Linked DNA regions of Mus musculus: region 1 is linked to region 2. A link is a loop called in an ENCODE intact Hi-C map of the cell type or tissue named here. Cell type or tissue: heart. All regions are shown on one strand.

Region 1 (8,000 bases), 320 kb before region 2:
CTGTTTACTCTATAAAGTTGAAATTCTTTGTTTTGTCTCTCACTGCGCTTCCCCATGAAATCACAGTGAGGACAATGAAGCCTGGCTGGTCTGAGTTTCACATGTGTTTGGTGTTTCTTCCCTCCAGGCTGGGGGAGTGTGCATGCCTAGAGAAGCAGAAGAAACTAGGATTTTCTAAATAGGAGTGAGTTGTTATGATTCAGAAGCCAAGAAGGCCATCACAAGGGTCAAAGGGGCACAAAAGCTTCAGCTCCTCCATCCTCGAACCTCGTGGCACTTTGTTTCCCAAGACAAATGCTTTTGCTTACCTAGCACTAAGAAAGATAAAACTCTGCTAGATATCACATTGGGTCTCTTTCGGGTGACCTCTCTGATTTATGGGAAAACAAGTAATATTTTTAAGCTATCTTACAGATTATCTGAGGCTGGAAAATCGCCTTAGAAATCTGAAAATCATTCGGGTCACTCGAGCAGTCAAGAAGTGTGATGTCTCACACTAGCCCACACTACAGAACCTTGGTACTGATGGGGTTGGAACAACATACTGCTCCAAAATACGACCCCTTGCCATTTGACACGGTGGTAGACTTTGGAAAGTCAGTCTCAACTTCCAATACTTCCCCTCTCCCACTTTTCCAGAAGCAGGCTACACAAATGTATGTGACATGGCATAAAGAGAGGCCCTGCGAAAAGAGTTTCCTGATCGAGGAAGATGGAGGGACACGGGAGAATAGAAACTGTCAGGGCTTGCTTGCTGAACCCTTCAGTTTACTAGCATTCCCTCAACCACAGCCGCTTGCTAATCTCACTCCACCATGAGTGTCTACTCCCCACAGAGCATACGAACACTTCCCATGATCTCCAACTCTCCATCTGCATCTTCCCTAGGCTCCTAGCCTTGTTTCAAACACATTACATAAACCCTTAGGATTTTTTCCCTACTGCCTATCAGTGAGAGAGAACAGACAGTAAATTCTGTCACCCGCGTTGCCATCCTGGTCAGTGGTAGCCAACCTAGATCAGGTGATCAGAAGGAAGCCTTGAATAGAACAGTTAGGCCCTGGCTTTCTATGCCACATTGTGTGATGTAAATATAGCCATTTACATGACTTACTCTCTGTACAAAAGAGTTGAAACTATAAGCTGTTTAGATGATATGTATTTCATATTGTTTACCCTAATAATTTGAGTCTGTAGAAACTCTGATTGCATGTGAGCTTCAAGGACTATCATCTTATTCTAATCTCAATTATCAAGGAAAAAATGTTGGGGTAAATTTCAGTTATAGGTCACATGTTCAGCCCTTTTGAGGCTCCAGGCTGAAGCACTAGCTCCAAAGAAGAAAGGAAGAAAATAATAACCAGCCAGACATGGTTTTATGCAATGCTAAGCATTACAATGAGCTTGACAGTGAAGTGCATTGTACTGGTACCTGGGAAGAGAAAAATAAGTAAAGCCTAGCCCGTGGGCTCTGGGAATGCAGACTACTTTTCAAAAGGTAGAAACATGATTAAAAAGTGTGATGGAGGTAAACCCCACGAAGGAAGACTTCCGGTGGCACAAGAGAGTTATGGACTACTGCAGAGGTCAAGGAGATGCCTGACCAGGGAAGATTCCTCATCTGAGTCCTGAAGGCTGAGCAGGAGCTTGCTCATTAAACCCCGGGAACAAGTGTACCTCAGGAGGAGAAAAGAGTCCACGAGAGATTGGCTATGATTACCATGGAGGGTGCATGAGAAAAACTAGTGGGAGATAAAATTGTGGAAGCAGAGAAGAGATGAATTATGGAAAGCTTGGGTTTTAAAAATGTATTCCATGATCTCAACTACAAGGGAGAAATAAAACACAAAATGAAACAAAATAAAAAGGCTAGAAGAAAACTGCCAGGCAATCTAGCTTCTGGTGGTAGGATATTGCTTTGATTCATCTTACAGTACAAAACACTTACTCCTTTTGTGGTCAAGTTACAAACATGCGAATACTATCACTTTAACACCCGAAGTCAAGGTAAGAAACAATGATGGCATTTTGGTTCATCATTTGCTCTTTCAATTTGATTTCTTGGAAATGTGACTCTTATAACAAGATACATGCTGCGAAGAGCAAGTCAAGTTAGCCAGCACAACCAAGTTCCTGGGCAAAGGCAGTCTCTACTTAAGGACACTCTCAGCCTCAGGGGGCTGCATATCCGCCCCAACACTCCTTGGTTCTAAAGGAATCATCTCCAGCTGTAAGAGAATTCATTTTAGCTTTCCCTGTGCCTTAGAGAAAAGTCCACTTTCATCCTAAACCTTTCCCCAGGTCATCTCCAATTCAAGTCTTCAAGGTAAGGCTCACCCTTCCATCCCTTCTAGCTCATTGATGGCTCAATTCCTGGCTCTACAGAAAGCCTGGAGCCACCGATATTTTGCAAAGGTGTGAACAAAAAGCCACAGAAGCAGAGGTGTGCAAAGCTTTGGTCATAACAGTCTGCACAAATGAAACAAGCAAATAAACTAGCACCAAGCCCAAGCACTGCTACACACGGAGAATAGAAAGGTTTACGAGGAAAGCTTGCCAAAAGCACGGCATTAACCCAAACTGTTCCTACATGAGCCCTATCTGTAAAATCACAATGATAGCAAACACCTTATAAGGAGCTCATCGGTGAATGAAATACAACATATGGAATGAAATAAGGCACTCATTGAGAAGTCAGCCTGTCACAAGGCGGTCACTTAATAAATGACACCCAGCATTGCTATCATTTTATCGGGCACGTGGTGATCATTCAACAACTCACTGACAGTATATTATCATTCTACCCCATTCTTCACCCTCTGCCATTGCAATTTTATAAGCCTCAAAGATGTTACTTGTGTGAAAGAACATTCAGCACTCTGATCAAAATTAGATAACTTTTTAGAGTGTTTTGAGAGGGGAAAAAAGTTAACGGCACTGTTACCTCTTCGTATCTGTCAAAAACTGCTCCTTCTTGCAAGAAAGAGGGCACTTCCTTCTGCCAGTTAAATTCGTAAGGTTTGGCCATGATGGTATTCAAGACCTGGAGAAGAACAAATGTCTTATTAGTGTACAAAATTAAGGTGCAAGTGATTATCAGAGCTCAGACATTTTATGTTGATATTCTTTAAACATGTGAGAGAAGTCCATAGAGGTCCGTAGGTCATCTTCCTTCTTATGTCTTCCCATCATCGGACCCCAAAACTTTTCCTCTTTGTCTCTAAACCTGGAGAAACACTTCATATACTGTGTAATATCTGCAGAGAGAAATAGGCCCATGGATCACCTCAGCAAGCACACACAGGAAGCCGCTGTCAGCATGACATACCAAAAACCAATATCACTATGGTGCGGTAAGACTCAGAAATGTTGTATGCTTAGCATGTGTGAGGCCTTGTGTTCAACCCCTATAACCACAGACAGGCAAATTAACTTTTAAATAAAACACAATATGGCAAGGCAGAAACAGTGGCACACTTAGAATTCGCACTACTTGAATTGCTGAGATGGGAGTTCAAGGCCATCCATGACAACAAAGAAAGACCCTGGCTATGGAGAAAAGGAAGAGGAAGGAGAGGGCTTGGAAGAAACTCAAAAGGATCCAATATAGTAACTTCATGGGTTTGCCAAAGTGTATGTAAAGAGGCATGGAGTTCTCTGTAGTATATCATGTGTTCTAGGATGTTCTAACTCATGTCAACTACCCCTTGTACTTTTTACCTTTGGCTTAACTTTGAAAGGAATAGCAGAGACATCTAAAATAAAATGTTCATATCAAACATGAAAAGAGAGTTTCTAACCATCTATGTTGTCTTTCACTGGTTTAACTCTGATTCTGCCAGGATTGACACAAGTACTCAGACTTAAGCACTCAGAAGGGGGTTGGATTTCTGCCTTTCTACCTTCTTCACTACTGAAATATTCATGTCCCACCTGAGTACTCCTTCCATCCACATGGCCTACGTACACCTAGGCCTCTGGGGACTGTGGCACCTGAAGGAACACAGGGACTAAAGGATCATAGCCTCTCAGCAATGATGGTGGAAGCCATGTCTGGCTTAATGTTGTTTAGAGATCTAGGGATCAAACCAAGGAATAAGGCATTTTGGGAAAATGGCAGAAAAGTATCCCAAATTTGTTGGATTTTAAGTTGGAGGGAGTGCTGTTCTCTGAAATACTTCCTGGAGCACTAGGGGCAGCAACCAAATTACTTTATATGAATGACACAGTGAAGACAAAGACCATAGCACCAGAAAATGTTGACCCAATCAACTGATTTTTAAAATAAGAAGCAAATAAAGGTATGCTTAATAATTCAACTCAGTTTAGAGAAACTCAGAGTATTAATGAAGTTACCTCTTGAAAGATGGGAAGGGGACTGCCATCTTTTTGTAATCACCTCAAATTGCCCAAGCAGCTAAAAGATTATGGTCCATGCCAAAGTTCTTCCATTTAAATTCACAGCTTGCCTTGGAAGTCCTTACCTACTTAAACCGGAAGCTTTAAACTTTCTCCTTTCCCTCCTCCACCTGCTAGAAAGGCATTACCTCACTACAGAGGACCCAAGGGAAAGGAACCACCTGAGGAGGATGGGGATTTCAAGGGAATGACCATCAAAGAGCTGAGACAATGAGGCAGCCTTTCCAGTGTACACACATAGAGCAGCTACTGGAAGGCAGCCAGCGGGTTTTACATGGGCCCATTGTCTGCGTCTTACACAACTGGACAGATTGTTTTACACGGGTAACCAGAGGACACTCTTCCAAGACTGCAGAGAACATGGGAGGGAAGAGCCAGGAGGGGAGTCCTGGATGGGCTCCTTCATCCGAGATGGCAGAAAGCGCCATCTAAATAAAGAAGATGTTGAGAAACCTGCAACCAGGAGGACCCAAAGAAGCTAAATAGTCAAGGGTGTGTGCACCAGCCAAGAAGATGCCCTGACAACCACACAGCACAGCATAACCCCTAAAACTCAAGACAAAAAAACACCCAAAATTATCTTTCAGAGATAAGAAATTGCCATGGAATTTCCAGTAACCAAAGTGAGTTAATTGCTTGAACCTCTAAAGAACCTGTGATGTTTGTAAAACAGACTACGGCCACCCTGAACTCTCAAATGCCTTGTTTTACTTCAAGCTAGAATCCAATTTGACACTGACATGTCATTAGTAATAATCTCTCCATTTGCTAAAAGTATCTCCATCTTCATCAAGCCATTAAATAGCCTTTTCAAAAAAACACCAAAACCAAAAAAACAAAACAAAAAAACCACCTATGGAGTGCAGGCCTAAGAATGGCAAAGAGCAGCAGTGTCGAAAGTTGAGGATAAGAGTATTCCTGTATACTTTGGGGGAAAAAGAATTTTGTAATTAACTTTTATGCCCTTGAAAGGCCCCTCACCAATGGCAATTTTACCAAGGATTGATTCTAACTCAATGTATGCAAAGCCTGTGGACAAAAATACTATTGTGCCATTTACGGTAGAAAAACATTGGCTGTCTGTGGTCCTTAACTAAGCAATCACTTAAATACACTACACATTTACATACTCTTATACTTATTAAAATCAGGCTGGAAAGGAAGGGCTGTTTGCCTAACAGTGGCCAAGCGGAAGGGTTCCTAAAACATATCCAGAGCTTTTGTCAAGCAAATATAAATACTCCCAACATGTGGTCAGGCAAATAGAAGAACAGTCTGATCCCAACTGTTCCACGCTATCAGAGTTTGGATGTTAAAGGTCCCTAAAAAGCTTGTGTGGGGGAGGCTTTCTCCCTAAGCTTTGATCCCCAGGCCTCTGACTTTATTCATGGATTTACAGACTCATAGCTCACTGGATTGGAAGGGGTTCTACTAGACAACTTATCTGCTTCTCTAGGCTTCTTTGCTCTTCCCCACGGAGTGCTCCCTGCCCCACCACAGACTCACAGCCCTTGGCCAAATGATGCTGGACTAAAGGTTTTAGTGAAACTGTAAGCTAAAATAAATCTTTCTGGCTTTAACTTCCTTCCTTCCTTCCTTCCTTCCTTCCTTCCTTCCTTCCTTCCTTCCTTCCTTCCTCCCTCCCTCCCTCCCTCCCTCCCTCCCTCCCTCCCTCCCTCCCTCCCTCTCTTTTACCACAGGAATGAAAGCAGTTAACACAGTACACACACACACACACACACACACACACACACACACACACACACAAGCACTACTTAAGAGTTGGTGATGAAACTTTTAGTGATAAAAAATACTTCCTTCTATTTTAAAATACAGAAAAGTATACTAACCACAGGTTTTATGTTTAGGAAACAACATTCTCTAAACTGAAAGAAAGATGACATTTAACAAATTATTTCTTTTCATAAAAATCTGTTCTTAAAGTTTCTGTATTTTCCACCAGAGCTCTTGGCAAGAACAAACAGTAAGAAATGACAAGCAAGGCTGTAAACTGTTTCCTCTCCACTTCTAGGCTTTCATTTCTTCACTGTCTACAGGAAGCCTCTCACACACAGGCTGGAAGGACTTGTCATTCAGCACCTAGCAACGGCTTCCTCAGTGCTGAAACCTGCATTAACATTTCACAAAGCTATGTTCTAATTTAAAAAAAATATTCCTTCAAAATTTTATACATGTGCACAAGAAAATATGATCATATCTACCGGATCCCTCCCCCTCCAACTCTTTGAAGATTTTCCCCAACACTTCCCCACAGAGATTCCATGTCCCCTCCCTCCCTATTCTCTTTTTAATAAGCCATCAAGTCCAATTAGTGCTACCAATATGTGCAACGTGTAGGGCTACTCACCCTTGTCATGGGGACCCTTGTCAGTGACCATATCCTCAAAGAATGATTCTTCTTTGCCCAGAAGCTACCAACTACCAATATTTCCTCAGGAGCTAGAGGGACCCCAGGAGTACGACCCTTAACCAATTGATGCCAAAGCTCTGGGTGGCTAGATCTTCTACGGGTCTTATATGCACAATCACCTGTATATAAGAGTTAATCGCTACAGTGGTTATTTCGTGTTCAGAAGACGACATTTAACAACAGCCCTTCCCATCCCTTAGTTAGTACATTCTTTTGCTTCCATAACGTTCCCTCAGCTTTGTGGGGAAAAGGGCTGGTTGGTTGATTGGAATGTCGCCTTTAGGGCTGAACTCACAGAGTCACTTATTCTTCACTTTGACCCGCTCTGCACTGACTGACAGCCACTGCAGGAGGAAGCTCCTCCAGCTGGGGCTGAGGGGCTCTGCTACTCTTGCTTTTGGAAATAAAACAGATTGCGGTGGTGTCAGAATTGATCTGTCATGGATTCTCGATTCGTACTTCAAAACCTATGGCTTCTGCCACGTTGAATCCAGATGAAGTGCAATTGATGCAAAGTAATCTCTTAGAGTTCCCAAACACACAGCCCACAGAAGTAAAATGAGAACAGAAGGGGGGAAAAGCCAGTATTTATCTCCATCTCTTGCAGCTCAAAACTGATCAGAGTTATGGTCAAAGTGTGACTCTATTTATGGGATAATTTAAAAATTTGATGAAAATACAATTTTCAAAAACTGTCTCTATAAAGGCATTAGGTGAACCTTATGACCATACTACAGGCTTCGTTACATCAGGACTTTCCAACATGAGTGGAAACCATGCTGAGTTATCTGGGGCATTAGAGAACAGCAGGATCTGAATACAGTAAACAGCCGATGGTTTATTACAGGAGTGACACAGGAATAGCATTCTTTGCCCAAAACAAGTCTCATGACTGACACTCCTACAGCATAAGACAGATTATGCTCAAGTAATAATCAATTTATTTAGTAAGTATTATATGATATGAAATTCTCAGAAATAAAGACTCATAGAAATGGGACAAAATTATGTTTTATACACAGCTTTCCTATTAATTGGACAGCCATATAAGAAACTGTAATAGCTGAGTAATGGGATACAATCTCACATTCATCAAACTTTGTTTGTTCACATGCTTCTTGTCATCTCTGTGTCTTCCTCCCTTTCCTAT
Region 2 (8,000 bases):
AATTAGTAGGGGAAACACGGGGATTCATGAATTTGATTAGAATAGGAAACCTTTCTTTGAATTTTTAATACTAGATATTGATTACGAAACAGAACAAACTTTTATGTACTGGGCTGTCCAAAACCAGGAGAGATTTAGATTAGTACTATTTTTTTCTTCTCTGAAGTCAGTAACATCCTGTTTGGTTCCCTACAGGCAGAACCCTGAGGTAAGTATTTGAGAATGCTTGTCTTATTGTGTGTGTGTGTGTGTGTGTGTGTGTGTGTGTGTGTGTGTGTGTGTCTTTAGAGAAAGCAGAAGGAGGCTGTGAGCTGGGCAAGACTACGGCTTTGGTAATGTCTGGCTGAGGCTTGAATCGAAGAGCACACTGGAGCATGACTCATCCCACTGAGTTGCATCACTTGAGGTTGAGCCAAGGCTGTGTCTTCACACAGGCCTGTCACTGACTCTGAGCTGCTTGCAGAAGAGTCAGTGAATTTAGGCAAGGCAATTCCCGACCATGGGAGCAGCAGTCTAGCCAGAAATCCCCACAGCAAGCTGGCAAGGAAAACTTGTGAGAGTAGGGATGGGGGTGGGTACTGCTAATACCAGTGTCCACCCCAACTTCCACATGGTATGAAACATTGACATTCTTGTTCCGCAGCATCGCGATTCAGAGGGTCTGGCTTCTTTGCTGTAACGCTTGTGTATACAATTCATATCACTCACTGTATAGTGACTGAGCAATGTTCAACAAAACGTGTGCTTAGCTGATTTTGTCATTGTGTAAGCATCACAGAGTATACTTATACAAACTAACGTGGCTGTACCGACACTGGTCACAGTAACCTCACTGGCTCACAGCAGCACCAGCAGCTGGTCATTGAGACATCATTGTATATGACATGGTAACATAGTAGCATTATATTCCTCCTTACACTGTTGGTAAGGAGGTAGATAGCTCCTAGCTTTGGCTTTAAAAAGTTTCAAAGAAGCTTTGGGATTCTCATCCAAGCCTCCCTAACTTGTCATGGCATTCAGTGGACATTCCTAAAGTGGCTCCCTTCCTTCCCATGTTGGATTTCCATCATGTTCCTGTTCTGGACACACCCGTGAGGCGAGGGTGCTTTTTCCTGAACACCAAGTACTAAGGAAATAACGACGATGCAGCCCCGGTCTTATCGCTCCTGTTGATTAGTTGATTACTTAAGCAGAGGCCAGATGCTGAAGCTGCCCTGGCAGACATCCACAGTGAAGAGGGGGCACACCAAGTGCTCCCAGTGAACCACTGCCATTACCAGGCAGGGAAACATCCTTAAGTGTCAAGTGGCTTTCAGACGTGCAGATTATGACTCTTTTGTAATCACCTTAGATGACTTGGTGCTGGGAAGGTGGCCTGCTTTCAGGCTGCACAAAACCTGGAAATGGCTTTTACCACCATGCAGATTAAGCAGGATGCTTAAGTCAGAATCAACAGGAGGCAGCATGTTGCTTTTTTTTTCTTTTTAAGAAAACCCTTTCTTCTTTTTGACTCAATTTTCCTCTCATCTGTTTTCTGCTCTCACCAGGCTAGGGTTGCAGAATGGTTTTTCACATTGTGTAAGCAGAAGACAAAATCCTCTAAGCACCCTTGTGGTTCTGAAACAAAGCCTGAGAACTCACAGTACAGGACTCTGAATGTAACAATTTTATTTTACCATCTAGATAGGCGCCCACTGTATGTCTGATCACTATGTCTATCACATGTGAAGAATAGAATTTAAAAGAAAAAATTACCGTCCATTCCACATCCTCTGCAGTGTTGACAAGAGATGACAGAGTTCTTGGAAAGTTTTTGATTTGTGTACAGACAAACAGGGATCCCAAGTTCTTGCTCTGAGAGCAAATTATTGGTATGATTGAGTTGTCAAGTTGTTCCTGAATGAAAAAAAAAAAAAGAAAGAAAGAAATCAAAAGGAAGACATGACAGCTCCTAGGTATGGTGGGGCAGGAGGTTTGATGTAGATACAAGAAAGAACATAGCCAGAGGCATCTGGGAGTGTCCAAAGTGAACAGAACCTGACTGAGCTGGTTTATATGAGGAGAGAGGGGGAGGGAGAGCAAGAGAGATAACCAAGGTGGAAAGGCAAGGCTATGAGGTTGGCCAAGAGATAAAGCAGCCTAGCATGCAAAAAGTTCTGGTTCCACCTCCATCATCATATGTACTGGCCAGGATAGCAAACGCTGCCTTAGAAGTAGAGACAGGAAGAAGTTTGAAAGACATTCTTGGCTACATAGTAGATTTTAGTCCAGCCTGAAATTTGCTGTACCTTGTCTAGGAGACAGAGATGGGGGGCAGGGGGGAAGGAGAGACACAGACAAAGAGAGAGACAGAGAGACAGAGACAGAGAGAGACAAATGAATGACAGACAGAGAACACACGGAAGGCGATACACAGTTCATCAGTTCACTTTAACCCAGTGTTTTGGAAAAAAAAATCACCTCACTATGTCCTCCGGCATGAGGAAATACCACTTTCCCAAGTGTCCTCAGGGAAGCCCCTTTGTCCCTTATTTCCTGAAGGAAACAGTGTGTCTGAGAGGGTTTCCTTCTCCTTCTTTCAGAACAGTGATGAGAGTAGCCTCAGGAGCCCTCACACACAGTTGTTGGGGTGTGGCCAGACAAAGACTATGTTTCTCAGTACACTGTTGTCAGGTTTCATTATAAGTGCCTTCTACAGAGGTTGCATCAGCATCTGGGGGGCTTGTTGTGGATTTTAAGGAGAAAGGAAGAGTTAAGTGGAGGAGGCTATAAATAGGTCAGAGGGGTCTATTCTTGCAGCCCACCGGCCTCCTTGGCTACTCCTTAACTCAGAGCTCCTTCCCCTCAGGCAGGCTGACCCTGTCTGCATTTCAATTCAGCCTCCAACCCTGTTGCTGTCTGGCTTACTTTCAGCCTCTTGGAACCCGCTGTGCTTGACTCAGACTCGATACAATCTAGATGCTCTTTTCATGAAACAACCGCACAGGAAACGTGCTGTGGATGTGACTCAGCAGTATAGCCTGGGCTAACCTAGCCTTTATTTTCTTCTCTCCCAACTTCCTTCATCAAGTCCATTTTCTTTTTACCCATGGGATTCAGGAAAATGGCAGCATGGCTCTTAGCATTTCTCTCATCCAGACAGGCTCCCGTGCCCACTTAGCCACCACGTAGCTGTCCACTCCAGGGCTCACTGTGTTGATTTGTATCAGAGATTAGCTCTCCTTCTCTGTCAACTTCATAAATGTGTCTGGTTTCTTTTATTTGCTATAATATTTTGGAGACTCGGTGGAAACACTGGAGCGTGAGCAACGTTGAGTTTCTGGACATGTCTCTGAACATTGTGAATCTTCTAAGATCTCAGGGGAGAGAAGAGGAGAACTAAAGAAGGGAATTTGCTGAGACCTCCCCTTGTTCTTTCCAAGGTCAACACTTTGTCTGAGTGTGCACTGTGATTGGAAATGGAGATTGCTGGGTTGCCTACAATTCCTTGACGAAGAATCATTGCCAAGGTCAAGGCTACAACGTTTAGAGAAAGCCTCCCAGGGGTTCTTGCAGCTGTCTCCTGGAAGTCCTGCTCCTCCTCCTCTCCAACGGCTGGCCTTGGCTCTCAGCATGGGAGCCTGCAGGCCTCCATTTCCTTCCCAGCCTTGGGGGAATCTCCTTCCTACTTCACTCCTTCCCATCCCCCAACCACAGGAACATCCCTGTCCCCCACCCTTTTCCTTATCAAAGGTTTAGGATTAAATTGTTTTCTTCCAGCAGGTTTCCCTTGGCCGCCTTGCCTGGCCTGAACCTGAGACAAAAGAATACAATGAATGTCCTTCTCTGCTGGCCAAGCCAGTGTCCTTGTGGCTTTGCAGAGGCTTAGATGTGGCCCTTTTACCTCTTTAGTTTTATCTGATATTCCTCATTTTGGTCCCTGTACTCCAAGTCTAGTGGCCTTGTTACTAGAGTTATTAGGGGCAGAGCCTGAACCCTGATAGCCCTAACATGCCAGATTTGGCCACTTGTCCTCAATAAGCTAATTAAACAAACAGCAATAGTGAAAAAATCAGAAAAAGGAGATTTAGTCAGTGTGGTCACACTGGGAAGCAGGAGAAAGCCATCACATGACTCCTGAAGGTTTGTCTTCTGACGTCCCTGTTAGGTGTCAAACTCAGGACAAATGGCTACCTGAGGTGCTTGTCTAACAAATTCAAGTGGAAGCTTGCTGAACGGTTCTCCCAGCATCCCAGAACCTGTTAGAGTCATCTCGACTGATATACCCACTCCTACCCAACACTCTCCAGGGCCTGGGTTTGTCTTCCCAGGGCTACTCTGATACCTATACAATCTCAGCTATTTTGGTCACAAGATACTTTTTGTGTGTTCTTGGCCTCTGGGCCACTTTGTCTGTGGCTCCTTTCTTAGGCCTTCTCTCCTCTCTGTTTTCTTTTCCTCTCTTGTTTCCCATCGCCCCCACAGCACAGTTCAGTCAAGACCCTTCCAGATGCCTCTGACTATGAGAGACTATGTTCCCACATTAGATTTAATGGAGGGACAGAGTTATGCACAGCTAAGCAGTACTGGTCGAGGCATTATCCTGTCTATCATTCACCCACCGTAGTAATAGCTCCAGTTTCTCCTAAAAGTGTGTTTTGCTGCTTCTTTAGAATTGTACAAAATGTTCTCTGACCCGTCCAGCAGGTCCAGTTATTTGAGGGTCTTGAGGGGACCTTCTCCTAAGAACCAAATGGGGATAGAGAGAGATGAGGACCAAGTGCAAGAACGACACAGAAACATTCTGAGTGGCATCAAGGTCCCGCTGTATTCAGAAAGGCTCAAGGCTTAAATGCACAAGCAAAAGGGGAAGTACTTCTCAGCAGGAGGGGTGGGGCGGTGGAAATTCACAAGCAAAAGGAGAAGTACAAGTACTTAGCAGCAGGAGTGGTGGGGCAGTGGAAATTTTTCTTTTGGCAGTTACACGGGGAAGCAGGAACTTGGTGGTATCAGGGTGTGGTCAGGACATCTGGTGCTGACTTAGGGCTGGAACATTCTGTGGTTGTTCTCGGAACTGTGCGTCGGTGGCCTGCTTTTGACCCCCTTTTCTTCTTGGGGGGAGAGGCCCATTTCAGAGATCAGGACAATAGTGTTGTCTTAATAGCTCCCAACAGTTCTCCACAGGACATGTTAACCCTCTGGCTGGCATCCGGCTTCAGCCTTTTCCTTCTCCCATAGTGAGATATGGGGAGAAATACCAATTTCTTGGAGACCGTTATTTTACTAGTCTGGTACCCAAAAGGAAGGACATTGTTGTCACTTTAGCATATTGTCATCACTACCAGCATAGCTTCCCTCTGTCTCTAGAACAGTCAAAAGTTCCACCCCTTCTTTAGGGCCTTCTCCATAGCTTCTTTTGTGAGGGTCATTCTTGTTCTTAAGTGGCAGGCTTTCATTCAGATCATAACCAAAATGTCATCCCCATAGAACAGAAAAGCCATTGTTCACAAAGCACCAAACCTACTTGCCCTTCACCTACTTGCCCTTCACATGTCTAAGATGGTTTTGCTGTGTTATTTCCCAGTAGCTATTTTGTCTACTTCATTTATTTCTTTGTTAATTTGTTCATCTATTATTATCTTATTCCCACCATAGAATGAGAGCCTCAGAGAATGGAAGTCTTGTCTGTCATACCCTCCCCCCCCCATGTCTACTGGTTGTTTATTGCTGCAATAAAACTGTGTAATAAACTAAAAACCTCAGTGTCACAGACATTTATTTATCATGCATTTTCATGTCAGTATCATGGTGGTAGAGTTCTGATGCTTAATGAGCTACTGCTTCTGGTCTTGGGGTAGGGGGTGGCTTCTATCAGCTGGTATGACCAAGCTATGTGCTTTTCTCTAAGGGCTCTAGGAGGGACACACTACTGAGAAGCCTCAGTGAACAAGTAATTTGTCATTGCATAGCTGTTAATATCTATCTACTGGCAAAAGAAGTCACAGTGGACAGTCACAGACAAATAACTCAAAAAAGATTCTAAGTTTGCTAAAAGAATTTAAAGGAGAAAGTAAACTCCCAAATGAATATCAAGAGAACATAAAACACCTAGATGAAATATGGAAATCAATATAATATACTAAAGAGGCCTTCTGCATAGACATAGGCATAGACATAGGCATAGACATAGGCATAGACATAGGCATAGACATAGGCATAGACATAGGCATAGACATAGGCATAGACATAGAGGAAAATCAAAATGAAATGCTGAAAATTAATTCCACAATAAGTCAAATAAAGAATTGTGGAAATCCTCATTATAGACTTGGCCAAGGAGAAGACAGACTAGCTCAGATTAAAAAAAAACAAAAAATAAACAGAAGCCACCATGGCTTCCCAGAAAGTAATGAACCTGGTTCTGCTTGCTTAGACTCACAACATCTCTGCATCAGGAACCCAGCCTGCCCATGCTCCTAAACCCTTCCTCCCTTACTTAGACTACCTCTGCTTCCCAAAACATCACTCCAGAAACCAACTACTGACCTTTTGCACCAGGCTAGCCTACAACTACCAGGAGCAGTATTGCTGGAGTCAAGTCCCCATAGCTTCCTGCAACAGCAGCTACAGCAACCTCATGTTTGACAGAGATGTCATACATACAATGGACAAAAGATAGTCTCTTTAACAAATGATGCTAGGAAAATCGGACATTTACATATAGGAGAGCAAATTATTAATCAATCCTTATCTCTTATCCTGCACAAAAATTAACTCCAAATGGATCAAAGACACTTTTGGAAGTCCTGAAGCAGCTAGTGGAAAAAAGCATGAAAAATACCTTGAGATACAGGTACAGGAAGAACTCTAGTCACCCAGGTAACCAAGTTTATAATTGGAACTTTGGAAAATTCAAATTTGTGCAATGAAGTAAATAGTTAACTGAGTGAAGAGACATCCTACAGACTCAGGCTGAGGAAAAAATGCCCGCTATACATCTAAAAAGTATTAATATCTAGAGTATACAAAGAACTCAAATAGCCAAACAGCAAGAAAACAAATAATACATCCAATAAATGACCCCTGGAAATGAACACAGAGTTCTCAGAAGAAGAAGTGTAAACAGCCAATAAATGTTTTCAAAAGTGTTCAACATCCTTAGCCATGAGGAAAATACAAGTTAACGCTACATTGGGATGTTTTTCTCACCCCGGTTCAATGGGCATCATCTGGAAGACAGAGGAGAAGTTCTGAAACGAGTGTGGGGAGAGAGGGACCTTTATTCACCATGGGTGGGAGTGTAACTGAGGTAACCACTATGGAAATCAGTATGGAGGTGTCCCAAAAAGCTAAATACAGAGCTACCATATGACCCAGCTACATCACCGCCCGGGTGTACACTCACAGGACTCCTTCCTACCATAAAGATACCTCACAGTCCTGCTTACAGCTCTCCTAGTCACCATAGCAGAGAGGCTGCATCAGGCTAGCTAACTGGTAGATAAGGGCAGCATGGTGGGTATGCACAATGGAACTTTATTCAGCTATAAGGAAAAGTGAAATCTGCAGGAAAGTGTGTGGAAGTGGAAATGTTTTATTACACTATATAGTCCCGGCTCAAAAAAGATGAACACCACGTGTTCTCCTTCATCTATGGATCCTAGTTTCTAACTCTTATGTGTGTGCGTTTTATGTGGGGGAGAGTGTGGCTAGGGAACAAGAAATTAGAAAGGAGACCAGCAGAGGGGGAAAAGAGCCTTAAAGGAAGAGGAGTAGGGAGGGCAATAGAATACATGTGATCTGGATGTGGGCAGCAGGGACAGGGGGTGGAAGGGTTTAAGCAGGGAGTGGGGGACAGGAACACGGGGGAGGGTCAGAAAAAACTAAGTATGCATGAAAATGTCATGAGAAAATATGTAACATTGCAAAGTAATAGTAAAAAGTGAGAAAAAGAGACAGAGGAAACACTAGAACACGCACACACACATGACATACCCTGCCTGACACACAAGGCTGCTAGG

The links. Peaks named below come from ENCODE experiments on the same cell type or tissue, not always from the same donor. Only the 100,000 strongest peaks of a DNase experiment are listed, where the experiment ranks them.
Region 1: it touches region 2 in a loop (2.2-fold over the local background); 1 of 42 quality-filtered maps calls a loop at or near these places.

Annotation. Positions count from the first base shown.
Region 1 is chr2:135,872,426-135,880,425 of GRCm38, reverse strand. It overlaps Plcb4 (phospholipase C, beta 4), which reads right to left. Exons shown (of 39, transcript NM_001355153.1): 4 at 2,945-3,043. The coding sequence starts at 3,028. Among named protein-coding and RNA genes, the nearest start is that of Gm14210, 63 kb to the right of the region's middle. In heart, no CTCF peak of the experiment used is centred here; a DNase peak (open chromatin) is centred at 4,665; H3K27ac peaks cover 631 bases.
Region 2 is chr2:135,555,097-135,563,096 of GRCm38, reverse strand. No RefSeq gene overlaps it. Among named protein-coding and RNA genes, the nearest start is that of Gm31993, 18 kb to the right of the region's middle. In heart, a CTCF peak has its summit at 3,856; DNase peaks (open chromatin) are centred at 406, 1,196, 2,576, 3,626 and 1 weaker place.